Regions from separate parts of the Homo sapiens genome. Here region 1 is linked to region 2. A link is a contact called in ENCODE Hi-C data. All regions are on one chromosome and are shown on one strand. Each heading gives the region's core, a stretch centred on a gene start or an enhancer-like site at or near the end of the contact. The rest is flanking DNA. Distances are from core to core; before and after follow the strand shown. Region 1 holds the start of LINC01726 (long intergenic non-protein coding RNA 1726). Region 2 holds the start of INSM1 (INSM transcriptional repressor 1).

The links. A loop is a pair of places that touch in the nucleus more often than their neighbours do. Pooled maps may share reads with other maps.
Region 1: a map of naive thymus-derived CD4-positive, alpha-beta T cell shows a loop between it and region 2 (9-fold over the local background). The contact joins the promoter of LINC01726 here to the promoter of INSM1 in region 2. A Hi-C loop is called at or near these places in 1 of 168 maps with a recorded cell type or tissue (naive thymus-derived CD4-positive, alpha-beta T cell), 5 of 37 single-sample maps with no recorded cell type and 7 of 50 pooled maps.

Annotation. Positions count from the first base shown.
Region 1 is chr20:21,701,403-21,706,900 of GRCh38, forward strand. LINC01726 (long intergenic non-protein coding RNA 1726) reads right to left here and starts at 2,183. Exons shown (of 5, transcript NR_109878.1): 1 at 1,920-2,183. It overlaps PAX1 (paired box 1), which reads left to right and starts at 4,262. Exons shown (of 5, transcript NM_001257096.2): 1 at 4,262-4,596; 2 at 5,036-5,498. The coding sequence starts at 4,311. RefSeq lists enhancers at 1-289, 1,501-2,105.
Region 2 is chr20:20,364,655-20,370,499 of GRCh38, forward strand. INSM1 (INSM transcriptional repressor 1) reads left to right here and starts at 3,450. Exons shown (of 1, transcript NM_002196.3): 1 at 3,450-5,845. The coding sequence starts at 3,614. The coding sequence ends at 5,146. RefSeq lists an enhancer at 2,543-3,313.

The DNA of each region.
Region 1 (5,498 bases), core at 933-3,432, 1.3 Mb after region 2:
AGCAGCAGGCCAAAGGAAAATAAGCCGCGGGAATGGGTCCGCGAAGCCAAGGACGTTATTTCTCGCTCTTGGGGGCTCTGTTTTAATGCCAGTTGGCAGGGTCCTCAACACCTTCCATTTGGGGTCTGGAGAGTCTGTGTGTCCTAGTCAGGAGAGGCAGGTTCTGTGCAAAACGCACTCCCCACCTCGTCCTTGAGGATCCACTCTGTTGGGAGGACGCTCTGACCTTGCGCTCCGAGGCGGCGCTCACAGGCGCCAATTCAGAATCTAGTCTTCCTCTCCCCTTCCTCGCTCCCTCCTTCCACCGCCGCAGTCATTCCCCGCGGAGTTTCGTTGTGTTGTTACACAAGCCAGCTTTTGGTTTGTTAGTTGTTCGCATTCCCCCAGGGTTTGCAGCTCCCCGATCTGGCTCAGCTCTTCTTCCCATAGTTTCTTTGCAGCTAGCAGCTCCTCATTTCTCTTTTCGTCAATTTTCTTCTTATTTTTAAGTATGATGTGGCGGATCTTTTTTGCAAAACTACGGGCATGTGTACGTGTGGAGCTTGGTACTATAACCTGATGCATAAAGTGCGTTTTTAGCCCGAGCTGCTTTTTTATTTTCCCCTTCAAACGTAAATTTAAGAAGAAAATTAAGAGACTCAATTTGACTTTGATTTTGAACCACAGGACTCATGGCTCAGTGCTCTTAAAACTCTTAAAAACACAGTAAAAGCGCAGGTCCTGAGCAGAGCCAGGACTCATGCAGGAGCGAAAGCGGGCCTATTAAGGCCTGAGGCTAGGACGTCGTGAGGAAGACCCGGGATCCCGGCCCTGCGGCCCCTGCGGGCTGCTGCTGGTGGGTACCAGCTTTCGTTGTTAGGCCCAAGTCTGGCCAGGGCTCTCGGGGAGTGCCACCTGTGTTTTCTGCCCTCTGTTACTTCCCGCAAGAACCGAAATGCGCACCTGTATGCCCAAGTTGGACTTAAATCAGCTTTTTCTTAAGGTTTCTCCTGGAGTCCTTGAAATGCATGGGCCCGGGGAACATCCCGGCCTATTGCTTGTTTTAACTCCCGGAAACAAACCCACCAAAAATCAAAGCCAAGTATGAGACATGAAGTGGGGGCGACTGTAGCTCCAAGAGCGGCCCTGTCACCGAACCCCTGGGTGTTTAGCAGTGTGAAGTTTCGGGTGTTGAGTTCACGGCTCAGGTGGCGTGCAGCAAGGGAGTTCTCATCAGTAACCCCCCTTGCCGCCAACCCCCAGTCCCCAGAAGGGCAGGCACCCCTTCGCGCCTCCTTTTTGACTCCCGCTTTCGGCAAAGAGTTTACCTCTCTTTCTTTTCCTGCCTTGGGAAAACTGGGCGAGGGCCCGAAGCCTCTGGGGTACCCTCAGATCCATCCTCTGCCCTGCTAGGAGTCCAGCCCCAGGCGGAGGAGTTTTGCCCCAGGTTTCTGAGTGCGCCCTCAGCTAACAGGCTCCCGCGACCCTGGAAGCGGAACTTTGTTGCACTCCGCTTCCAGAGGACGCTGAAATACGGTGCCAAACCCAGCCAAGCAAAAACGCAGAATCCGCGAGCTCTTTACCTCTGTGCGCTCAGCGCTGACTAGTAGCTGTCCCCGGGCCATGGAGAGGGCTAAGCTGCCTCCTTGGGAGGTGGGAGAGACGTTTCTTTTCCTTCTGCAATCTCATCTTAGGGCCATCTCTCACCAAGCCTAGCCTGCAGCTCGGGAACCCGCGATACCCGGCCGGGGGACGACAGGGGGCGACAAACTGTAAGGTTTTCCCTATGCCCGACCGTGCAGAAGGCTGCAGCGAGGGCTGTGTGCTCCCGATCGCGCACAGCTGGCTGCGGGAAAGGGGCCAGGATTGAGACGAAGGCTCGCGGACTCTGCTACCGGGGAGAACCACCCCCTCTCATCGTGCGCAATCCCCAGACTCACCCCTCTACAGTAGCCCCCAGCCACGGGCGGCCTTCACGGGGACGGGGGCGGAGTTTTGTCCTGGACTGCGACTCCTTGCCACTTTTCCAAGCTCGGCAGCAGAGGTGGGGTGGACGTTCCCCTGAAAGGGTAGTTGGGCGAACCAGCTCTCACGGTGTCACGACCGGCTTTATTTCCTCGTCTTTAGAGTGTGCCTGTTGACTCCTCACCTACTGGGGGGAAGAAGCGGCTTTAGCTGCTTTTCCGGATCACGAGTATCCACTGGACTGAGGCAGGGATGTGGCGTTCCTTTATCTCAGAGACTCCAAGGTCTGGAAATCAACCTTTCTTGGTATCTCGCGCCCGACGAAGCTAGCAGATTCCGCAATGGAGAGCACTGGGCAGGGTGCGTCCCCACTCCCCGCACCCCCGGAGCCCCGAGCATACTGTGCGTGCTTAGTCCTCTCTTCGCTGCCTTCGCGGAACTCCTGGCTTAGGCGTGCCCACTTTAATCCAAACCATTCCCTTTCCCTGTTCCTTACTCCAAACCTACGCTGTCATGGACAGGCCTAATCTTCTACATAGCTTCCCCTGCTCCCACTCTCGCACCCTCCTGCCAGTGCACTGACCCTCAAACCTCCTCCAGGTCTCCAGGACCTCCCAGAGCCAGAGACTGTACTGTGTTCATGCCGCCGGAGAGGAAGAGTTCACTTCTTTTAAACCTGATTTTTCTTTTTCCAGGAGTAATTCTTGTCTGTGGCCCCACCGCGTGCTCTCTCTAGAGAGTCCAGGAATTATGAGCCAGTCACTCCTGACAGATACATTTAGACAGGTGGATTAGGAGCCAGGGATGCTCTCTGGCCCTACAGCGGAGGCAAAGGGGTCGGGGCCTCCGCAGCCATGGCTCCCCAGGGTGGGCTGATAGGGTCCATGTGCTCCTCAGCCACTGTCACCGCGCTGGCGCCATACTCAACTCTGGGTGGCTAAGGAGAGCTAGACCCTTGGGGTGGGCAGGAGGGAGGGGAAGAGGGTTCTCTCCTCCAGGGGAGCGCTGGGAGTCTCAGAAACCTCGGCTGTTCCTACTCTCTCCCCTATGCCCTCTTCCTGGTCTAGCACATTCAGCCCAATGCCTTTGGTGCTTACTGGGCTCAACCTCAGAGCTCTCAGATCCTGACCCCCTCAAATCAGTTCATGTTCAAAACCACGAGTTTCCTCCTCTTGGCCCTCACCGCATGGCTCCCGGACACAGTTAGCTGCACAGGTTGGGGAGTTCAGAACTGCTTTGGTGCAGGGTAGAAACAGAGAAATTGTTGATGTTCAATCTCAGGGGTGAATAATTCAGGGCTGCGCAAAACCTCATTTAAATGAAGGAGAAATGACCATTCTGTGGTTTAACAGAGACTTCCTGAAGCTGCAGGTGCTGGGAGAAAGACGAGGCCAGGCCACCTGGGATAGAGTGGTGCGAGATTCCACCGCCAGGGAGAAAGGAACTTGTCCTTCAGACCTAGAGCTGGAGCTATGCATTTGGCCTCCCGCCGGTCGCGCTTGGGGACAGGAGGGCGCCGGATCTATGCGCCCCTTAGCAGCAGATCGGGATCCTTTTGCCTCCTGCCCCTTCTGTCACTGCTTGGAGAGGGATGAGTTCTGGTGGCTGGGCCTGGCTGTAGGAGACAGGATTTGGACCGTGCCCCTCTCGCATCACCGAAATCACCCCCACTATTCCAAGAGTGGTTGGCTATTAAACGTGAAGATTTCCTGAGAGAAGGATTGAGGACCTGGCCAGGAATGGGACACAAGTTCCGCCTTGTGTCTTCCTGACAGGAGCCCTGCACCGCGCTGGACGCTCACCTTGACACTCCCAGCCAGCTGGGGTACTGATCCCACCCTTCCCCGGCCGCTGCCCCGGGAGTGGGGAGGTAGAGAGAGCCACACCCGAAACACCTTTCCACGATAAACTTTTATTCTCTATCTTATTATTAATGGTGGCGGAAATAAAACTAAAACCAAAACGAAAACGAGTACTAGTACTAACACACTAATCAATTTGAGATGACTTCCCCCTCATTCCCAAAGCTAGAGGAGGAAGGGGGCTGAAAGGGGCTCAGAGCAGTGGAAGGTCCCAGGCCCAGCTGGGGTTGGGACGTGTGTGTGTGTGTGTGTGTGTGTGTGTGTGTGTGTGTGTGTGTAGAGGGGTGGGTTCCGGGGGGGTGGTGGAAGAGGGCCGAGGGGGGAGGATAGAAGGAGGGGGTAGAGTTTCAGGGCGGGGAGGGGGGCGCTGGGGCGCAGTGACGGGAACCAATGAGCTGCCAACTCGCGCGTCTCCGGCGTGACTGCCGAGATTGACGTGGAGGACACGTCAAATTGATTCCCGCACGCTGCAGCCTCCCGGTCAGACGAATTTCTCCCAATCGGATGAAGTTCACCCTGGGCCTGGGGTCGCGGGCGTGGAGAGTGTCCTGGGAGGGGGCAGCAGCGGCGGCGGCAGGCCCTGGAGCGGGCGGCAGCGCGCTCCGCTGCCGCGCACAGCGCGTCTCCAGCCCGCGGCTGGGCCGCCGCGGCTCTCGGCTCTCGGGCGCCCTCCCTCTATGCCTCTCACGCGGCGGCGGCGGCGCCCAAGCTCTCCCGGACTGCGCCGGGCCCAGCCCCGGCCACCCCGGCCACCCCGGCGCCAGGCAGCTGGCCGGCCCGCTCGCTATGGGTAAGGGGCGGGCGACAGGCAGGGCTCGGGAGGGCTGATGAGGTGGGTCGGGTCCGCCTGCCTCCCTTCCCTCTCGTCCGCTTTCCCTGGGCGACCCAGTCCTGGGTCCTGGAGAAGCTGCATTCTCCTCTGATCCCCAGCCTTCAGGGGGCAGTTGAGCAAGTCTGGGAAGGGAGTGTTCCAAGTAGACGCGCTAAAAGTCGCGAAAGGGCACGGAGGGCTACAATGCGCCGCGCTCCACTCCGCGGCTCCTCTGCGCCCTTGCCCACTCCAAGCCAGACCCAGGCGGTTTGCCCTTGGACTCCGAGCTGTCTGGGGACCCACAGGTCACCTTTGGAAGTGCGCCTGGGTGCAGTCCCTCGCTCCGCGTGGGGACCCTTGGCTAACCCGCCGGGTGTTTTCTCCCCCTCCGGCTCACTCTTGTCTGGCGCATCCGCAGAGCAGACGTATGGCGAGGTGAACCAGCTGGGCGGTGTGTTCGTCAACGGCCGCCCCCTGCCCAACGCCATCCGCTTGCGCATTGTGGAGCTGGCGCAGCTGGGCATCCGACCCTGTGACATCAGTCGGCAGCTCCGCGTATCCCACGGCTGCGTGAGCAAGATCCTGGCGCGCTACAACGAGACCGGCTCCATTCTGCCCGGGGCCATCGGGGGGAGCAAGCCCCGCGTCACCACTCCCAACGTGGTCAAGCACATCCGGGACTACAAGCAAGGAGACCCTGGCATCTTTGCCTGGGAGATCCGCGACCGGCTGCTGGCCGACGGCGTCTGTGACAAGTACAATGTGCCTTCGGTGAGCTCCATCAGCCGCATCCTGCGCAACAAGATCGGCAGCCTGGCGCAGCCCGGACCGTACGAGGCAAGTAAGCAGCCGCCGTCGCAGCCTACGCTGCCCTACAACCA
Region 2 (5,845 bases), core at 2,200-4,699:
CCTGCCGGTTGTGGCTCGGGGGACTGAGGGCCGGGAGTGGGGGCTTCTGTGAAGCCAGAAGAGAAGTCTGCAGCAGAGTGGTGATGAGGGGCGCTGACACCTCACCCCCAACGCCGACGTCTCCAAACGCGATACCCTCTGCGGGGTGAGAATGCGGGCCCGCCCGGCTCCTCCCGTGAGGCCAGGGCCTCCTGTTCTCCTAGACACCCCAAGGAGCCAACTCCTCCGCAGAAGTTCCCCGCTTCTGCTCTTATTTCCAAGCTTCGCGCTTTCTACAAACTCCCTGTTGCCTTGACTTTGATTTCCAGCCGTGGTGAGGGTCAGAGTGAACCCCGGCGCGCTCCCCGACGGCATCCCCGCACACCAGGATAGGAGAAATTGGAGGGCCTGGGGCCTCGGGCTCCGCAGTCGTCGGAGGAAGAACCCACCGCGGGGTCCGCAAGGGAAAGTGAAGAGGCCCGGGATTTTTCCAAAGCGCTGGCCAGGACCCCGAAGGAAGGGGAGGAGTCACCTGAAGCCGGGGAAGGCCCCTTGGGTGCTCTGCCTTGGATCCTTATGTTCACTGACTTTCGCGAAGCCCCCCTGGAGGGGGGCAAATCCGCGCTGTTTCCCCCAACTTAACTTCACGCGGCCCATTCTCCGAATCGCGTGCGCCAAGGCCGGCGTCGGGGGCGCACTGTGATGGCGCTTTGCTCTTCCCAGGCGAAGACAAATATCTCGACCCGATGTCCCCATGCATGCGGGTGCACAGGTTCTGAGAAAATCACGCAGAAGGCGGCTGCGATCCACGGCCCGGGCTGGGCTACACCTGCTTGGAGGTCGCTGGTGTGTGCGTGCGCGCGTGCGCAGCCTAACTCCTTCCAGCCCCGGGTGGTGAAATTAGTTTCCAATACTAGTACCTTTCAAGTTTCCATTTATTTTGACTGTACCCGTCTGAAAGCAGATTTCATTTACGCTAGCAAGACTGGAAGCCACAAATAAAGAAAAAGAAACGGATTCATTGAATCTCAGTATCTCAGTAGCGTTTAATAGATTCCCTTGGCTAAATTCAGAGCCCTGTTTGAATTCACTCACGCAGGAGTTGTTTTGTTTTTTTTGTTGGTAGAGGTGCCGGTTTCCCATCCCCACGGCTTATTTACAATTATGGGTGTTGTTATTTTTAAAGGATTCACAAGGTGACTAACTCTCTGTTATCTGTTGAATGGAAGGAGTGTTACATATGCAAGACCGAATGGGGCAGGCCGAGCCCCCGCCCTATGCTATTCTACAATCCAGATGGGATTCGTGATTAGAAAATAAAATTGGCCAAAGCTGTCTCGGAATCCTTTTCCCACTTCTAATTTCATCAGCACTATTAATCAGAGCTCAAAAGAGCAAGGAAATAACATCAGTTACTTTTAGATAGAAATATGTTTATAAATTTTAGATAAACTCATTTTAAGATTTCTAACTTTTGGGGAGACTAGCACTCACCACAGCATTTTTAAAACTAGGGTGAGACTTTTCAAAATATATTTCACTATATGCATTCTTCCCTTTTCAGTGTGTGAGTTAAAATATTACAAACATAAAATTATCAAATATCTTTCCCTTGATTAACCAACCTGATTAACCCCTTAATTAATTAAGCCTAACAACTGTCCCCATCACAACTTATGACTCATGTGGACTCTATTTTTACATGTTTAATTTCTACGCCAGGGTATTTTCAGAGGGAAAATCCAAAACAATTAAATACCTTCAGTGGAATTAAGCGTAAGTAAAACTCAGCAAAATCTGTCTGGTATACAAAGCTTTGCAGAAAAATGTTTCCTTCTCTTTCAATAAAGTGACATTTTCCTCACAGCATATGACATTTTATGTGGCTTGGCTATTTGTTCCCCAGTGTTGGACGATCAGGGCCACTACGCACTCGTGGGGTTCTCTGCCCTGTCCCCCGAAGATTCTGCCTTTTGTGTTTCCTCGGGGCTGGGCTGGACAGAGGATGGAGGCAGGCGGCCCAGTCTGGGTCCAAACGGAACGGCAGCGGAGGTGGGGGTGGGGGTGGGGGCGGGGGGAATCTTCGCTGTTGTCTCTTCCTGGTGGCACAGGGGAGGCGGCTTGTCCTCTCGGAGGCCTCAGCCTGCCTCAGAGTACAGATTGCCCCCCCTCCCCCCGTCCAGCACGCGTCTCTTTTGCGTCCAGATTGGCCGCGACCGGAGCTCAATAGCAGGAGGTTAATTTCCTTCACAAAGGTGAAGGGGGCACGGCTCCGTGGGGGCTGCGCCCAGACAGGCAGCCCCTTTATTTCGCAGCGCCTTGATTGGAGCCCTTGATTTAGCATCTGATGTCAACCGGCAAACAAAATGCCCGCTCGGAATGAAAATGCATGAGGCCGCGCGGGGAGGAGAAAGCCAACTTCACTGGGGCGCACGAGGCCGACCGCGCGTTTCGGGCTTCGGCCAACTCGACCCGGATTAACCGAGCCTTGGACCACGCGGAAGCTCCGGGCGGCCTGGGTCGGGCCCCGCCAAAGATGCCATTCCCAAGCCTCCAAGAACCCAAAAGTTCAGAAATTCACGTTCCTCTGGGAACCCAGCCCAGCCCGCCCGCGCTCCAATCCCGCGCTTTCGGGAGACTGAGAAGGCCGTGCCAATTCCTTCTCAAACTCGAAAGAAACCTTCTCTAGCCCCGTGGGCGCGCGGAGGCTGCGAGCACAAACATCGCCCTCGGCCACTGCCAGAAGGCCGGGCCCCCTGTCCACACTTGGAACCCCGGGGAACCCTTTTGCTTGGCCTCTTGGGTCCAGCGGCCCATCCGTCCAAGGTCCGGGCGGAGGCCGTCCGGACCCTGCTGCTCTCTCGGATTCTTGTTTATTTCCCAAACACCACGCGGAGCCACTGCGCCTCCGCAACGATCTCCCCCGCACCGCCCCGGCGCGCCCCCGCCCCCACCCAATCAGCGCGCACAACTTCCCCCTCGGCTCCGGCTCGCGGATTGAACCCTCCTGACATATTTGGGGCCATTCTTCTCCTTTGTTGCTATTTTGCTAGCGACCCGCGGGTAATCCCCGCGCGGGAGGGGGGCGTGCATTGTCGCGCTGATGGACGGGCCCATTTGGCGGCTCCGCGCCCCCCGGAGGAGAGACACAAAGCCCAGGCACGTGCGCCTCCCCATAGAGAAGCAGCAGACCGTGAAGGGAGGCGGGGCCGGGCGTGTGCCTGGACCGGGCGGGGCGGCGGCGCCGGGCGGGGCGACCAGGGGCGCGCGCGGGGGCCCCGCGCCCTCAGGTACATCTGCCGCACCTACCGGGCGACCCCCGAGTCCCGGCCCCCTTTTGGCCGCCCCATCGCCCTCCCACCCTGCCAGGCTGAGGAGCTGCGGACGCGCTGATTGGCTCCAGGGGAAGCGGGAGGCGAGAACAATGGCCCCCTCCCCCCGTTAAAAGGGAGCGGCTGCCGGGCCCGGGGACAGGGACGCGCGTGCAGGGCGCAGAGCTGGGCCGAGCCGTCGCCGGCGCCACGCGAGTCCCGCAGCCGCCGCGCCCGGGCAATGGGCCGGGGGCACTGAGGGCCGCCGGGGCCGAGCGCGGAGGGGGGACCGAGCCAGTGCCGTGCCCTCGGGCCGCGCCAACATGCCCCGCGGCTTCCTGGTGAAGCGCAGCAAGAAGTCCACGCCCGTTTCCTACCGGGTCCGCGGCGGCGAGGACGGCGACCGCGCACTGCTGCTCTCGCCCAGCTGCGGGGGCGCCCGCGCCGAGCCCCCGGCGCCGAGCCCGGTCCCCGGGCCGCTGCCGCCGCCGCCGCCCGCGGAGCGCGCCCATGCAGCGCTCGCCGCCGCGCTTGCCTGCGCGCCTGGGCCGCAGCCACCCCCGCAGGGCCCGCGGGCCGCGCACTTCGGCAACCCCGAGGCTGCGCACCCCGCGCCGCTCTACAGTCCCACGCGGCCCGTGAGCCGCGAGCACGAGAAGCACAAGTACTTCGAACGCAGCTTCAACCTGGGCTCGCCGGTCTCGGCCGAGTCCTTCCCCACGCCCGCCGCGCTGCTCGGAGGGGGCGGCGGCGGCGGCGCGAGCGGAGCTGGCGGAGGCGGCACCTGCGGCGGCGACCCGCTGCTCTTCGCGCCCGCCGAGCTCAAGATGGGCACGGCGTTCTCGGCTGGCGCCGAGGCGGCCCGCGGCCCGGGCCCCGGCCCCCCACTGCCCCCTGCCGCCGCCCTGCGGCCCCCGGGAAAGCGGCCCCCGCCCCCTACCGCCGCGGAGCCGCCCGCCAAGGCAGTCAAGGCCCCGGGCGCCAAGAAGCCCAAGGCCATCCGCAAGCTGCACTTCGAGGACGAGGTGACCACGTCGCCCGTGCTGGGGCTCAAGATCAAGGAGGGCCCGGTGGAGGCGCCGCGGGGCCGCGCGGGGGGCGCGGCGCGGCCGCTGGGCGAGTTCATCTGCCAGCTGTGCAAGGAGGAGTACGCCGACCCGTTCGCGCTGGCGCAGCACAAATGCTCGCGCATCGTGCGTGTGGAGTACCGCTGTCCCGAGTGCGCCAAGGTCTTCAGCTGCCCGGCCAACCTGGCCTCGCACCGCCGCTGGCACAAACCGCGGCCCGCGCCCGCCGCCGCCCGCGCGCCGGAGCCAGAAGCAGCAGCCAGGGCTGAGGCGCGGGAGGCACCCGGCGGCGGCAGCGACCGGGACACGCCGAGCCCCGGCGGCGTGTCCGAGTCGGGCTCCGAGGACGGGCTCTACGAGTGCCATCACTGCGCCAAGAAGTTCCGCCGCCAGGCCTACCTACGCAAGCACCTGCTGGCGCACCACCAGGCGCTGCAGGCCAAGGGCGCGCCGCTAGCGCCCCCGGCCGAGGACCTACTGGCCTTGTACCCCGGGCCCGACGAGAAGGCGCCCCAGGAGGCGGCCGGCGACGGCGAGGGGGCCGGCGTGCTGGGCCTGAGTGCGTCCGCCGAGTGCCACCTGTGCCCAGTGTGCGGAGAGTCGTTCGCCAGCAAGGGCGCTCAGGAGCGCCACCTGCGCCTGCTGCACGCCGCCCAGGTGTTCCCCTGCAAGTACTGCCCGGCCACCTTCTACAGCTCGCCCGGCCTTACGCGGCACATCAACAAGTGCCACCCATCCGAAAACAGACAGGTGATCCTCCTGCAGGTGCCCGTGCGCCCGGCCTGCTAGAGCGCGCCCTCCACCCCGGCCCCCGAACTGTGCCTTCGCTTGGAGACCCACAAAGAGAGTGCGCCCTGCACTCCCCGAACCCGAGTCCGCGCTGGGGGAGCCTCGCCCCCGCCCCCACCGGGTGAAAGTGTCGTCTCCGCTTCTCTCGGTGTGGCGTGACGGTAACCCCATACTCTCCTTTTGACTCCTTTTGGAACCCCCACTTTTACGTTGTGTCCCTCCGCCTCCCCCATGGCGCAACAGGAGTCAGTCTCTTTCTGTACAAGGGAGAAAAGCTGTACGCGTTTGTCTCGTGGTTGGAAGCCTCCCCTTGGCGGGGAGAAGCTTTTTTTCTTGCTAGTATTCGCTGTGTTCATGGTCTAGAAATGCGGTCTGGTCTCGCCTCGCCTACCAATCTCTGCTCTCTATGTATGTAGCGTACGGGTTGTTTTGGGTGAATCTTGAGGAATAAATGCCTTTATATTTCACAGGCTGTAAATTGAACTTCCCACACGATTAGCTTTATTATGGCTTGTGAACTGCTGGAGTCTGGCTTTACCTTTTTGTATGTGAACAAATCAAATTGCTTAAAAAAGAGTTTTCTTTAGTATAGCCACAAATGCCTTGAACTGTTGTCTGGGATTGTTTTGTGGGGGGAGGGAAGGGAGTGTTCCGAAGATGCTGTAGTAACTGCCTCAGTGTTTCACGTAAGACTTTTTG